2 separate regions of the Mus musculus genome follow, and region 2 is linked to region 1. The links are chromatin loops, found by intact Hi-C in ENCODE. Cell type or tissue: heart. All regions are shown on one strand.

What was found. Peaks named below come from ENCODE experiments on the same cell type or tissue, not always from the same donor. Only the 100,000 strongest peaks of a DNase experiment are listed, where the experiment ranks them.
Region 2: a loop joins it to region 1, with 2.2 times the contacts of the local background. A loop is called at or near these places in 2 of 42 quality-filtered maps.

Annotation. Positions count from the first base shown.
Region 1 is chr3:148,985,873-148,993,872 of GRCm38, reverse strand. It overlaps a transcript of Adgrl2 not described here. Among named protein-coding and RNA genes, the nearest start is that of Gm30827, 9.0 kb to the left of the region's middle. In heart, CTCF peaks have their summits at 3,295 and 6,029; DNase peaks (open chromatin) are centred at 3,372, 3,602, 4,282, 6,062 and 1 weaker place; H3K4me3 peaks cover 5,550 bases; H3K27ac peaks cover 5,125 bases.
Region 2 is chr3:149,106,765-149,114,764 of GRCm38, reverse strand. No RefSeq gene overlaps it. Among named protein-coding and RNA genes, the nearest start is that of Gm30575, 32 kb to the right of the region's middle. In heart, no CTCF peak of the experiment used is centred here; a DNase peak (open chromatin) is centred at 3,034; H3K4me3 peaks cover 455 bases; H3K27ac peaks cover 991 bases; H3K27me3 peaks cover 1,210 bases.

The DNA.
Region 1 (8,000 bases):
GGGAAAAAAAAGCTAGCAACTTTCAACTGGCTCTTTTTAAACCTGTGACTCTTACCACTTGGAGCTGCTCTAGAGGGTTCTGGCAGAGGACTTTCCAGAGCAGGAGGCCCACCTTTTACAGCAACCTTTTCCATACATTTTCTTTGTTTGTTTTGTTCTCTTTTGAGACAAAGATCTTACTATATAGCTCTGTGTAGACTATGCTGGCCTTGAACTCACAGAGATCTGGCTGCCTCTGCCTTGCAAGTGCTGGTATTAAAGGTGTCACCACTATGCCTGCTTTATTCCATACTTTTTTTTCTACTTCTGAGGTAAAAATAATGTGTTCTTTACGGCAGATCCAACGGTCCGTCTGAGACTGTTCTCTTCAGCAGTGTAGTTCAGAGTCACCAGGTTGCTTCACCCACAGGCAAGTACCAGCATCTTTTCCACTGAAGCCCTGTGCTGCTGCCCCTTTTAGACTTTATTTATATTCAAGTTTGCTCCCAGCAGGACAGGGAAGAAGCCACCAGTTGGATTTACTGGCTTATACCAATCACAATATTTTGCTGCTATGACCATCTTCATATTTCTTCAAATCCTTTAGCTTGTTACCTAAACTGTTACTATCCAGACTTCTCTTTAGACAAGTACCTGGTCGCATCCCTGTAAACACAGATACACGGATGGCAAACAGCTTTGAAAGTTAACCTGATTTTGGTATTAGAAATACACGAACCTATTGAATAGAATAATCTCTAGTTTCTTGAGGTTGTTTAAATTAAAAACATGCGTTTCTACAGTTGGGAAAACATGTATGGTAAGACATTTGAGGCCCATCAATCTCTCCCACCACATGAGCTAATGAGTTCCTTCTGTTTGCTTTGAATGAAACCACCATGAGTGGTTAGATGTTGATTTAACATAAAACAAATGGAAATGGGTGTTTCTTTGTCCTTTGTAGAATCTATTAAAAACAAAAACAATTAGCGAGTATGATGGGGAAGTCAATGATTTCGCCATTACTTAAATAATACTCTAAATTGAGTAGTTGCGCGCACTGGGTTGGAAGAAGGCTCCAGGTTTCTGGTGCTGCTCACATCTGTAGACGCTAACACCTCACTCACGGTTCTCTACTACCATCACACCTGTGTTGCTATAGATTGTGTTTTGAATAGTCGTGAAATATCAGGTACATTATGTTTTCTGGATGCTAGTAGGCTCTGTGGAGTGTATCCCATTACTGTTCCCTTCTAATGTCAGGGCTCTGGCTAACAGTTTCATCTTGAACATTTCAATTGACTTGATCGTTCTTGACAATTCTTTCGTATGGTATATGAAGAAGAAAGATTGAAATTCCTAAATATTTAAGACATCTTAAAGTAGATACATTGCTAGGTGTGTGTGTGTATGTGTGTGTGTAGATACATTGCTAGGTGTGTGTGTGTGTTAGCAAGTTAACATTCTTAGGGTGAAAACATTTTGAACCTTTGAGCTATAGAAAATACACACCCTATTGAATCAAGATTGGAAATTCTTATGGGTCATTTTATAGTCCCTAGAGTGTTAACTCACTTTTGGCAAGTTTTCCTGCTTTTAAGTGTGTGTGTGTGTGTGTGTGTGTGTGTGTGTGTGTGTGTGTGTGTGTGATGTTGTCTCCTTAGAAACATAGTGGAGAGTGACTCACTTTATGTCTTGGGCATCAAAGAGTATCAGACCTATGAAATGTAGACAGTGGTTTCTTTGAGAGATTCTTTCTGAGAGAATTAAATAAACGAGCCAACATATGGCCAGCTTAATTCAGGCAAAAATGTCTATTGATTACTCTCTAAGCTCACTAAATAAAAACTTCAGGCTAAGTTTTGCTTCCCCAAAGAAAATAGGATTAGACGGGTCTGTGCACTCACTGGGGCTTCCTGTGAATCAGGCCAGATGAATGAAAACCTTCAAAGCTGAACAAAAGAACTGGCTAAATTTTTTTGGCAAATGCAAATTATTAGTAGTTTGACATACTGTGTTTTACACTCACAAATAAAACATTATTTTAAAAAGAGGAGAATGTGATATTAACGCTCTTTGATGTCTGAAAAGCATTTGTCTGCCTTCTTTTCAGCTACTTTAAGTAGGCTGACTTAACTTTCCTAGGTGGACCAGTGCCTTGTATAGCTTTTGACTAGTAGAAAATCAAAGCACACTGTAATGTTTTGCACGAGCTCTGCAAAGGTGTGTATTTCCCAGGCTATTTTAACTCTGCATGGATGGTATTTGAACTGATGTATCTAAGAAACTCCAAGTGAAGAGTGTCTTTCCTTTAAGACACAGAGACTCTTGGATGGGGACCCCCCAACAGAACCCTTCATCCAGTAGAGGAAACGGGGTCACAGGAGAATCTCTTTCTAATCTGAGATGCTAATGTGTCAGTGATTTGGATATATGCACATTTAACTTCGGGGGTTTCTCCAGTCAAGAACGCATTTGACCAGTATTTGAATGATTTTAGTGCTGCAAACATTTGGCTTTGTGACAAAATGCAAATGCTAATTGATATTCAGAATCTTCGAGTCTTCGGAGCAATCTCCTGTTGACATTTTAATAACATTGTTTGGAATGATTTCCGAAGTGTGGTGACTGCAGCTTATCCGCAGTAAAAAAAAGTACATATTGTTTCTGAAAGCAAACAAGCTCAAGTTTCACCCACTTCTCCATAGGTCTCAAACCTGGGAGAATTAGCCTCTCGAAGACAAATGGCTGCATTCATTAGCTCACTCGGTAGTTCAGGAACACATTGAGAAACTGCATTCTGCTCAGAAATCTTATAATTAAAAAAAATTACAAATTTTATTTATTTATTTATTTGCCTCCTGGACAGCAGATGTTTACCTAGTTTTTAAACGTTTATTTATTTATTTATTTTCTCCTGGCATAATACTGTTGTAGTCTGGTCCTTTCAGCTTGTTTCTGTCGTTTGCTGACACTGTCAGCAGTGAGGGGCAGAGACAGGTTTCGAGAGGACGTGAGAGGTTTCAATATAAGGAAAAGAGGGAAGCAGACCTAAGCGGACGGTGACTGTTCTAGTAAGCAAAGCCTTGCAGTCTCCTTTCCCCTTTCCTTCCGTTGCATATCCTGGTGAGTTTAATCAAAAACAAACAGAACGCTCTTGTGAAATATAGTCAATAAAGTCAAAGTTTAGCTAGCTCTATGTAACTACAAAGAAAAACTCATCGCAATTAAAAAAAAAAATGTAACTTTCGTTAACGAGCGCGCCGGAAATCTCAGGTATCAAAGACGCCTTAGCCCTGGAGCGTCCCCTGCGCGCCGCCGCCGGACGGAGGCAGCCGCGGCGAACAGACCTCCTTTCTCCTGCGAGCAGTCACACAAAAGGAGGGCTGCGGAAACTAAAAGTTTCGGGGCCTCCGGCTCGGGGCACGCGGAGCAGAGAAAACCTGGAGACGGGGTGGGTAAAACAAGCATCCAGAGCGCCTGGGCGCAGTCCTAGCTAGGAGGGAGCTCCTGGGCCTGGAGGGGAAGAGGGACAGGGAGCGGGGTCTCAAGCTGCAGGCCCCAAGCCCGGCCCCCGGTGGCCGGAACGCGATCTCTCCCGGATCCCCTCCTGCACCGGGATCCCAAAATAAAAGCGATGTTTGGAAAGTGCGTGTGTGCGCCCGGGCTGCAGAGCGTGCAGCGGGCGCGCAGTGAGTGGAGTTCGGGGGAGGGGAGGGGGCGGGGTGCAGAGGGTGAATGCTGGATAAGGAACCCCCGGACCTGGCTGGGGGTGTTTGGGGAAGGTACGCCAGACGACTGCTAGGGGGAGGAGAGGGGAGGGGCGCGAGCCTGCGCGGGCGCCTCTGGGGCGCGTTCCGCGGCCGTGCGCGCGTCCCCCGCCGCCACCGCCACCGCCACCAGCGCCTCCCGGAAAGCCCTGCGGCCGCCCCACCGGGCCGAGCCCCGGCCGGCCAGTTTTGGGGCGGCTGCTCGGCCGTCGCCACCGCCACCCGAAAGGCTAGATCGCTTGTAAGTGTGTCCCCTTTGCTCCTCCTCCTCCTGCTCCTTCCCTGCGCTCGGGCGCCCCGCTGCCGCAGCTGCTCCAATGGAGTGGAAAATGGCCATTGGGCGCAATGAGTTCTAGATTATCTGCTCCGCGTTTTGTACTCAGCTGCCTCTCTTCTTTGGAGTTTGCACAAGCCTCTTGGCTGGCAAACGAGGGAGGGAGAGACGGATGCTGCGCCGCGGTCCGCGCTCATATGTTTATATGATTAGCAGTCCTGGGCTGAGGGGGCTGGGGGTGGGGACTGACGACGACGAGGAGGAGGAGGAGGCAGGAGGTGACTCCAGTTCAGCCCTAGCTGAGTCCGTGTCAGGACTTCGGGCTCCCCGCCTCTCGCTCCCTGCTCTCCCTGCTCTTCTCTAGCTCTCACTCTCTCCCGGCTCACACACGCTCACACACACTCGCACTCACAGGCACACACACTTGCACACACACACACACACACGCGCGCGCGCACCCGCACGCAGAGGTGCCCGAGCGCCATCGGGAGCTTACCGGAGGATTCTTAGCGATTGTTGAGGGGACCGGCCTCCCTCCGCGGCTGTGCAGCGGCGCTGCTCCTCCTCGCTCCTCCCGTCGCTCTCCCCGAACCCGAGTTCCTCACCTCCTGCATCCGCCGGGCGCCCCCTCTCCCGCCCCCCAGCCCGGGAGACCCGACATGTGAGGAAGGGCTGGCGGCAGAGTCGTGCCCCAGGCCGCAGGGGCGGCGCGTGCGCCGGATGCAGGTCCTGCCGCCGCTGCCCGCGCGCACCGGGCTCCTCCGGACTGACTGACGGACTTGGCCTCGCTCCCCGGCGGCCGTACTCCCGCCGCGGCTAGGGGACTCCGGAGTCGGCGCACCTCCGCCAGCCTTGCTCTCTCATCCCCCGCATCTTTTGGTTTTGATTTTTGATTTTTTTTTCCGGCTCCGGAGGGAGCGTGCAGCGGTAGGCGCGCGCGTGTGTGGGCAAAGCCCCCAGGGTCGCGGAACGGCGTGTGGGAAACTGCGGGAAGATGTTGACTTAGCCCCCCGGCAGCCGCCCGGGCCGCTGGGCTGCTTGGCTGGACTCGGCGGCTGACGGCGGTGGAGACTCGAGTCGGAGGACACGCCGAAGAGCCGCGCGGCGCCGTGTCCGGCCCGCCAGCCGCCGCCTCCCCGCGCGCGCTCAGCCAGCAGGAGCACCCCGCGCCGGTCGCCTCGGCCCTTCCTTCGCGCCCGTGTCCCCGCGCGGCTCCCCGCGCCAGATTGGCCCTCCCCCGGGGCGCGCTCGCACACCGAGGTAAGCGCCAACAATGTGCCTGTGTGTTGGCTTCGGAGACCTGTTTGCTGGGCACCTCCCGATGGGGCTGACGGTTCGGAGGTTGGCCGTGTCGCGGGGACAGACCCGCGCTGGCCACTCGTGCGCAACCCTTCCCGCCGACATCGATCCGCAGAACTCTGTGCGGTGCAGCCGGCTAGCCGGGCCGCGTGCGGCTATTGTCACGCTCTCGGGAATCAGGCTGGCTGCTGGGGACCGAGAAGGCGGGAGCTCAGGTCTGCGACCCAGCTCCAGACTAACCCTGCTTTTTATTTTAAAGGTGGTGGTGGTGGGGGGGCGATTCTTAAAAATCTTAATAGGGACCGGAAGGTGCCCTTGGTCCTTCACGCAGTAGAGCTGGGGATGGGACTGTCCAGTGCGTACTCGAGGTTGTCCCGCTCCAGGTGTTGGGCCCCTGGCTTGGCGGGGACTAGTCCCTGGGTTGTGGCTGAGAGCGAGTCCCTGGGAAGGGGGCAGTGGGGGAGGGCTTGGATGAGTTGTTGCGGGCCGTCGTTTCTTGTTGGTCAGGTAGTGCTGAGAGGCGAGGTTGAGAGCAAAACACAGCCAGATGTGGCCGCGCGGGTTCAGAGGCTGGCCTCGATCAGGGGCGGTGGGCTGCCGGGGCCAGGGGAGCGGGGCGCAGAGCCCGAGGGTGGCGGGGCCCTGGGACTAGGCGGGCCAGAGCTAGGGCAGAGAAGCTCCCGGACCCGCAGTGAGAGGGCAGCAGCGGGCCGCGCTGGGCCTGCAGCAGAAGTTAAGGGGCGTGGGCTCCGGGCTGCCTTTGGGGTGGGGATTCTGCTGGGTCTGGCGCGAGCCTCAGGTTGAAAGCAACCGGGAGAAGGAGTCGTGGGAGGAGCGCGAGGCTAGGGGGACCTTTGGGGTCGCGGGCGTGGGCTTCTGGATCCGAGACTCCGCCACACGGACGGGGGAGATCCTCAGCGAGAAGGAGTCCCTAGTATGCGGGACTCTTGCACTTGGGACCAGCAAAGTTTTTTCCTTTCGTTGAACTGCAGGGTTTGGGTTAGAAGAAAGGGCTGGAGGCCTTAGCGAGTGCGGGACTGTCTGCGAGCAGAGGCCGAGGCTCGTGCGTGTGCCTGGGTGTTTTGGAGCCCTCGGTCCAGCCTGTCCTCTAAAAGCAGCGTCCTGCGCTGCCCAGCATAGCCCTTCCCTGGCGTGCGGGGACTCCTCCTCCTCCCTCCTTTCCTCTTTTCTCCCTTTCCCCCTTTCCTGGCCCCTTCATTCCGTTCCTCCAGATACAAACCGTGCTTTCTCAGACTCAGACGGAGGAAATGTTTTCCTCCTGCTTCACGAAAGGTGTCAGGCTGCTTAGCTTCTCCATGCAGCCTGGGCGCGCCTGAGCCTCAGCACCAACCAGATGGTTGCTGTTACAAAGACCAGGTTTCCAGGTTTCCAAGGAGCTCCCCCCCTCCCCGTGCACCCCCCCACTTGCCCCGCTGCTTTATCTTCTGCATTTTCCCGGCGCTAGTTCCCTTTGCTGGCTCCCCATCTCCAGAGGTGTCGCGTTCCCAGCAGTTGGTTCATTCATTTCTCCCTCTGCAGTCTAAGTCTTGAGCCTGCCCCTCCAAATTGACGCTGCATACCTCTAGCTCTAACCTTGAAGGAAGGCACGCCCGTTTGCAATGATTGCCTGCTGGGAGTTCCCTTGCAAAGTCAGGGTCCATGGCGGGTAACCTTAAGAAGCAGGCGCTAAAGAGGTACTAATTCGTCCACAGAAATACAGAAGTTTTTTGGGGGTGACCGTGACAGCATCAAGGTTGGATAGAACTGTCTCGAGCCTAGCCAAAGGTAACTATAAATGTAGTGTCCTTTGATGCTTACTGAATATCCTTAGAGACTCCTAAGAAAATCTGCTTAAGTTCGGTTGTGTTTTCGAACTTTGTCTTACCTCCCTGCACCGTCCAGTAAACTGGTGCGTGATGGAATCCCCAGAAACGCATGCTCTGTTGTTGAGTTCCTTCAGACAGCTCGCATCTCCCCTTTTGTTGCTCCGCTGTAAAAGAGGTGCCATTTCACAAGCTGCACAAATTGTTTGAATTAATGCAAGTGTGAATTCTTACCGTTTGAAGGGGGCGATTAGCATATCAAAGGTTTCTTAGCTTCAGCTCAATTGAGAAAACTGCAGCCTGTCTTCCTTTTTGCTTCCAAGCCGAGGCCCAAAGGGCAATGGGAATTGTAAAGGGTGCAAACTGGAAGGAGGGATCAGGCTGTGCGGCCGAACTTTGACTGTTCTGTAATTATGTGAACCAAAAACCTTTGTCTGTTGCTCTGGATCCCTTGCAGATGGCAAGACAATTATTTTCTATTGATAAATGGTTTGTTCCTAGGAAAACGGTGACCTTTTGTTTTAGGATAGTCTCTGTTGCCTATCTTTTGGGGTGCCCTTCGTGGAACACTGAGAAAGCCTCGCTGTGTAACCTAACGTTTTTCTCTAAAACCTGACGCACTTTGCTCTATTATAATTAGAAGGGCGTTCAATTAGCCTACACAACAATAGCTATTCTGTGATAAGACTCTCATTGCTACACATTGGAAACTTTATTTTTTTTAAATATACTTGCTAAATTAATAGGGAAGAAAAAGGAAGTAGATCTTGTTGAAAATTAAAAGCCCACGTGAGCTTTATTAACAGAACTTCTGAAAGGAGTATCAGTTTGGAAAACATTTCTAAGTGCCAGACT
Region 2 (8,000 bases), 120 kb before region 1:
TCTCCAGCCTTGAACAGAAATGACCAAATCACTCTGTGCACACTGGCTTGCTATTTTTCCGTTTCCCTTTTAATCTTACATTTAATTCCAGAAATAATAGGTGATTTTTTTTTTTTTTTTGGCTTCTTCGAGACAGAGTTTCTCTGTGTTGCCCTGGCTGTCTTCAAACTTACTCTGTAAACCAGGCTGGCCTCAATCTCAGAAATCTGCCTGCCTCTGCCTCCCAAGTGCTGGGATTAAAGGCGTGTGCCACCACTGCCCCAGATGGTCACATTATTGTAAAAGGATAGAATCATATAGAACACAATAAAAATGAAAACCTATTCTTGCTTCCATTTCACAGCACAACATCATTGGATACCTGTGGATAACACTAGACTTTGTAGACAACTGAAAAGTATATAAACTATATAATTATAGTACATTATTTCATCTCATACATAGAACTTCACTAATAACAATAAACAACTTAGTTTTCATCCTGATGTGCTCTTGACCCATGGGTCTCATTATTTTCCTTCCAACACCATGTTCTCCTTCTTCCCTATCACTCCACGGGCAGCCGTGGGCAATAGAGCTTGGTTTTGCTGTGGTCTTGTTACTTCACGTCCTCGTTTCCATCCAGTCCTTTCTCTATTGCAAATTTGTTAGTGACAATGAATTACTTGTCTTGAGTAGATACTTCAGTCTGGGTTTTATTGACTCTTTTCGCTTGGTGTTGTCCAATGCTTTTCTCCGTTCTCTGTAACTACTAGAAATTAATAGTGTGAGGAGACTTAGCCGGATAATTCTGTTAGAGGCTTACTCATTCCAACTCAATGCCAAATGTAAAGATGGATGGATGAATGACCATGTATGTATGTATGTATGTATTTGAGATTAAAAATGTTTGTGTGTGTGTGTGTGTGTATAGGTGTGTGCACATGTGTGTGCATGTGTGTCCATACATGTATATGCATGAGAGTGCGTAAGAGTGCAGATATACACTTGCCATAGCACACATGTGATAGTCAGGGGGCAACCTTGGGAGTAGATTCTGGGTGTCTAGCTTGTTTGAAGCAGGATTCCTTTGTTGTTTTCTGCTGCGCGTGACAGGCTAGCTGGCCTTCAAGAGTCTGGGGATCTTCCTGTCCCTGCCATCGGAAACAGAAGCACAAGTGCTGCTACTACACAAGCTTGATGTAAATTCTGGAGATTTGAACTCAAGTCATGCTTAGACATCAGGTCGTTGTTTGCTTAGCAGCTCCTCAGCCCACTTCACTGCCAATCAGATCCTCTTCGTCAAGATGCCCGTCTCACAACTGGTCTCCCTTTGTAATCTAGTGTATCTTAAAGATCCCTCCACCTCATCGGGTGCATCAAGGATTACTTTGAGTTCTTGCACAGAAAAACAAGCATTCTGTGTTTCTTCCACTTTTGAGCATTTCGGTTGCCGTCATCTTTGCTAACAGTGCTACATCAAAACCTTATGTGGAGACCTTTTTGCTTATTGGTGAAAGTTTATAGAATAGCAAGTCTTCCAGACACCCCCCCTTTTGTTAGGACTCTATCAAGAGGCGTGACAAAGAGGAAAATTCGTTTGCTGGTGGAGCCATTAGACAATCTTTTTGTTTCAAACACATAGCTTCCTCACACAGAAAAGGGACAGAGGTTACAGCCACGGTGTCCAAAATGGGAAGTGACCTACCACAGGAGACACCAAACACCTCCCGGAACATTGGGGTGAAGAGGGGAGTTACTTTTAATTCATAATTATTGAAGCATTTCATTTGCAACATTGGGAGGGAAGTGTGTGCAAAGAATTTGTTAATATGTGTCAGGAGACTCAAAATACTTACTCAGTAAAGCTGTTTTGCGGGAGAGATATATTTATCACAGAGCGTGTTTTCTCTCTGTTAAACTAACCATCTGCTAAATGTTTCCACCTGAGTGACATGTCCTTACCTTAAACTCAGCCTGTAACCGTGCAGTCACCCTCCGTCCCCTCAAGGTCCAACTTCTTTCCTTGGTTTTTGGAGTAACATTAATGACATCAGCTGTGTTCCCACTCACCCAGCCTCAAACCTTGACTCACGTGCTGGCTTCACTGTCCACGGTGAGCTGGATGAAGGCTTTACATCTGTCTGCCTCTTTCCTTCTCCACCCCCACTTTGTGTTCTGGGGTTCATATAATGACGGCTGCAGTAAAAGTCTAATTGGTCTCCACTCACTACCGGCCCTTTTAAGCTGAGCCTTTTTAACAGATGAATCTTTCTTAAGTCCCGGCTCTGACCAGACCTCGGGCCTGTTGTAACCTCGAGTGTCCCAGTGAACTAACTACAAATGTCAGAGCTTCTGCGTATGGAGGACTTTCAAGGTTCGCTCACGGCTCCTTCCCCTCCCCCCTCCTTTTCTGTGCTAGTATTAGTTCAACAGTGTCCTTCCTTGGAGCCTGACTTAGGGTGAGGCAGGTGATAGGTGTTATTTGATTCTCAACACACTCTGGGGTAGCCATGTGATAATGAGGGAGGCTCTAGAACCAGAAAGTCTGGATTCTTTCCAATCCCTATCTTATCAACCTTGTGACAAGTGACTCAGCAGGTGGGTCTGTCCGCCTCTCCTGCATCCGTCTCTTAACATCTGTGGTTGCTCAATAAGTGCCTCTCTGCTCGTTTCCTTATTTTGAATATCATTCTTACCCTTGCCATTTCCAAGCAAGGGACACAGGCTCTGAGGTTACATCGGGTGTCCCTGTTCCCGGAGCTAATGAGTGGCCAACCAAGAATTCAACCCACAGGTCTGAGTACACAGCCCTTGCTTGTTGGAGGAGACCGTCACTGTGTCTGGTTTCCAGGCTCGTCTCACCTATTCTCCGTTCCCCTGGACTCCAAATTAGAGTCCAGGCTGGCTACCCACGGTTGCCCCAAGTGCCTCCCGGTCTTTCCTTGTTTCCTTCCTTTCTTATGTCTCACCTCGCCTCTGAAAACAGTTCATTCCTCTCCGTCCTCCTCAGCAGTGATCTCAGCTGCCTGAAATTCTCATGGAGGTAAAAGGTCGCCTTCTGCGTGACCCCAGTCTTGACCTTTCCTTCTCTTCTTCCATGAAAGGGCAACTGTCATCTGCTTCTGCCTGAATGGACATGTCCTTAGTGCTTCTTGTCACACGTGGGCCACCTCTTGTGCACATAACTGCATCTACTGCAGGAATCAAGATACTGTGTGGAAGTTCCCCGACCCCCACCTGAGATTGCTCAGACTGTTTTCAGAGCTCAGAGAAGGTGACTCCTGGCTGCTGGACACAACTGGGAGAGGCTGAGTGGGTGGACCCTTGTCTTCACACACACCCACAGCCCTTCAAACAGAGTATCCCCTTTTCATTTCTTTTACACATTGAGAAAAATGTCGAAATGCATTCCCACAGTAAATGACAATTGTCTCTCTTTCACTGGGTCTCCAGTGTCTGGTGGGAAGGGAAATCGTCTGTCTTGAATATCTAGCTCAGGCAGGGCTGAGCAGCTACTTATCTGAGGCAGGTCTATGGAGGAAGGATGCAATATTCAGCATTTAAATTATCCTGTCTCAAACATTTGATCAATTCTGCCCATTCCCCGACACAGGCACTCTCTACATTTTAAAGATATAAACAAACATAGACGGCTACCTCTCCGAACACAGGAAGTCTACGTTCACACAGACAATGGGTGACAGAAGTCAAGATCCTATCATCTGGCTCAGATTCTAAATTCGGATGGGCCGAAGTTCAGATGCCTGTCTGCTTCTCACGAGCTGTGTTATCTGGCAAGCTACTGGGTCTTTCTGACTCCTGTACTAAGAGGCACTGTTGTACCTTTAAACACTACTAGTAGGATAACCCACTGCAGACCTGATGTCTGGCTTTCAGGCATCGTTAGCCATTGTTTCCACTGTATAGCTCGATCTATTACAACATTTTTGAACGAGCTCTGGGCATCCTAACCCCTGAATCCTCTTCTGCCACAGGGATTGCAAAGCAGCCTGCTGGGATCTGGGCCACTCAGCCTATGTAATTTTAAACTGTTCAGAGAGTTACACATGTTTATTAGGGAGGGAGCGCTAACATAAACCAGGGACCCAGCCTGGTTTTATTGCACAGGGCTGTGGTTTGAGAGTCTGTGGCCCTGAAGAACTTGTAGGTCGAAACCCAGTCCCCCGTGTGACCATTACCTTTGAGAAGGCAATTAAGTCAGAGAGTAAGGCCCTCAAGAAAGGCATTATTGCCTTTATAAAAGAGCCACAAGTGTTTGTTTGTCCCTTTGTCTGTATGAGGACGCCGGAAGCACACGTCTCTAAAGAGCAGCGTGAATCTTCCTCAGACACCAAGCCTGTCAGCACTTTCATCTTGGATTTCCCAATCTCAACTACTATGAAAAATAAATGGCTGCTGTTTATAAGCTTATAAGCTGCACAGTCTAAGGCATTTTGTTATAGCAGCTCAAACAGACTGAGGCTTAGGGCATATGATAATCTAATGGACCTGTCCAGCTACAACATCATCTGAGATGCTCCATTTCGGCTCACTCATCTCTGGGCACCAGGCTCCCAGCTCTCACGTCTGCCAGATCTGAGTCAGTTTAAGGAAGTCTGTGTGTGTGTGCGACCAGGGAAAGCATTGCCTGTAGGAAAATCTCACATACATTCTGCATGCGTTCATAGGTAACCACAATGGGATATCTCTGTTTCAGTACTTTCTTAGGTAATGTGGGGAAAAAATGTCTTATGAATAAGGCCAAAAATCATGGGCTATCCCCAAAATATTTAATGCTTCAAAACTGCAAGGTTAAATAAAACCTATAATAATCATTATATCTTCTGTAGCTGTGTTACGACATTATTTTCAATAATAGATTGGTTCTTACTTGGCTGATTATTTGGTCCTTATGTTACTGCTTCTAGGATAGTTCAGTGGCTCACAATGCACAGAAGCAAAAATAACAGCAAGTGAAGAGGCACGTTGAGTCCTGAGAGAGGCTGCTGACAGGAACACTCTTACTCAGTGTGACTACAGACCAGAGTCTAGTCTTTAGTATTTATCCATGTCTTATTATCTGTTGGTGTATAAAATAATGCCCTTTAAATTTCTCTGCTGATATGCAGCTCATGGAATCAATGCATCCTAGCATATTGTGTGTCCACACACATGTAGTGTGTATGCTTACATGTATGTGGGGTATGTGTATGTGAACATATATAGACAGGCCAGAGTTTGACTTTGGGTGTTTTGTTCCATCACCTTTTACCTTATTTTTAAGGACACTCTCTCTGCACCTGAAGGTTACTGATTTTGCCAGGCTGGTGGTCAGTGAGGTCTCTGTCCCTAGCACCTGCACTAGGACTATAATTTATACCACTACACAGGGCTTTCATATGACTTCTGGGGGTCCAAACTCGAGCCCTCATGATTGCATAGAAGAAATTTTGCCAGCAGAGCCTGCAGGACCCTGAGGTCCCTCTAGTGAGATTTTTGAGAATTCAACAATGATTCTTTGTTTCACTTATCCCCAATATAGCCCACGATAAAAGCAATGGAAATGAAAAATGAACTCAGAAAAGAATGATTATGTAGGGATTTGTTAGTAGTTGCGCTCTCCTGATAAATTCTAGATTCTGTTCTTACTCGAGAACCCAGCCAAGATAACTGGTTGTTTTCAGTCTTCATAGTAAGGATGCTGACTTAAACCCTGGACCACAGGATGTGCAGGTCTATGCAGAGCGCCCGCCGTATCACCAAACGTCTCCTCCTAAGTATCACTTCCTGAGGACCTCGTGGCTTGTAAATGGCATCACAGTTTTCCTCCCTTACCTGTCAGTGGGTCACACTGATTCTCTGCTTTCTAATTGAATGCCCTGAAACCGAATTTATCATATTAGAATGTGTAAAACGTACTCCTCAATGGCTCCTTTTGAGTATTAACCAATGAGCTGTGAAATCAGTACTTATCAGAAAAAGCAGAGTGTCACGTCTAATGATGTGTGGCTTAAGAAAACATGTTTTTAAAACAAGAGCCAGCCGGGCGTGGTGGCACACGCCTTTAATTCCAGGACTCGGGAGGCAGAGGCAGGTGGATTTCTGAGTTCAAGGACAGCCTGGTCTACAAAATGAGTTCCAGGACAGCCAGGGCTATAATTTCATTAATTCCTTTCCTACCTCCAACCTCTCCCCTGCTTCTTCTTATGCTCTCTTTCAAACCAATGGTCCCTTTATCTTTAATTGTTGTTCTTGGTGGTGGTGGTACTGAGTGTGTGTGTGTCTGTGTCTGTGTCTGTGTCTGTGTGTGTGTGTGTGTGTGTCTGTGTGTCTGTGTCTGTGTGTGTGTGTGTGTGTGTGTGTGTGTGTGTGTGTGTGTGTGCTCGTTTCTAAATACACAGTACAATCTGTCTCTTTTCAGCACTGACCATTTAATATTGGAGTGGATCCCACAATTCTACATTTGATCAGTTAGGGTTTTCCACAGTGGTCTCTCTTGTTGCAGAGACGGTTCTTTGATGGCAGATGACAGCTACAGTTCTGTGTTTAAGAACAAATGTTTAGACTGAAGTTGGGGGTTGTGCTGGCTTAGTGAAGTATCAGTTGTAGGCTCTTCTCCAACATCCCAATGGTTTCGCTAGCCCTGGGTAGTTGACTTGGTTTTCAACACCAGAAAAGTATTCCCTCCTGTTGAGCAGATCATAAGTCCAATTACAGAGCTGTTGGTTACCACCAAGGTATGCATGCCACTGCTGCACCCTCACGGTTATTGCACCATGATGGTCCTTGATGCTGCTCACAGGCATCATAGCTGCGTAGGCCTGTTTGCTGCCTCCCACCTTTGGAAGGTTGCATGGTACCTTCTGATACCATGGAAGCTCCTCCTTAGGGAGAAAGATGTGTATGGCCGACCGCAGGCAGGAGCTTTCTGGGTCCTGTGACTGCAGTGGTGTCTTTAGAAATGATGATTTTTACTTCTGCCTCTGGGTGGTAACCAAGAGCAACAGCTGTCACCTGTAAAGTTTGTGAAGTCCCTTAGGCAATGCTGAACAATTCAAAACAGTTTCTCTTGCCTGGTGGTAGGGTTTGTCTGTGGCTTGGAGGGATATTACCACCCTAGATGAGAACATGCTATTCAAACTATTTATCTGGGTAGTTAATAGTGTAACTCCTTATGACCTTTCCTGACATTCTTCCTTCTGTTTGCCTTCCCTCTATATTTATCTTCCCCCTTCTTCTCTAACTAGAGCCCCATTTCCCCTATTTCCCCCTTCAGAACACTTGTACTCTGCTACTCTATAGTCCCACCACTGCAAAGTCCCTTTCACTGTCCCGGAAGAATTTCCATTATTTCATTTTATACCATTATGTCAATACACAGATGCATATTGTCATACTGCAACCAACCTTTCCTCAGAGCAAGGCCCAGAACAGGGGTTCAGGATGGGAGGGGGGCGTCCACTGTCTGTCTCTTCCTTCACCTTTGCTGGACCTGAAGAGGAACAGCAGGATCTGGGACAAATGCTGTGGTTCTTGGTCTTCTTCTCTCTGGGTACCCAGCCTGTACCCCCCATACCGCTGGGAGTCAGGAACTAGAGTCGGGGGTTCACCCTATCCCTCGAGCAGTCAATGCCAGGCAGGAGAGGAGCCAGAGTCTGGGACTAGAGAACCAAGGGCTGACTGAGAGTGAGTGCTGAGAATACCAGAGGGGCTGGAGAGGAGAAAGCCTTCCTCAGGAGTCTTAGGTGCAGCTCTTTAGTTGAAGGTCTTCCTTGTGGCAATCCATAATGAAGCATGTCTTTGAGGCAATCCTTTGCTTGTACATCCCGGGGTTTTGTTTGTTTGTTTTGTTTTGTTTTGTTTTGTTTTGTTTTGTTTTCTGATGGTGGATATAAGTGCATACGTTTTATTCGGGGTGACCTGGGCGGATTAAATACCTTCTGTGGGAAGGAGTACTCAGAAAACAAAATGCTCAGAGCTGTCTAGATACCTCATTAGTGTGGAGAAGACCTCCAGGT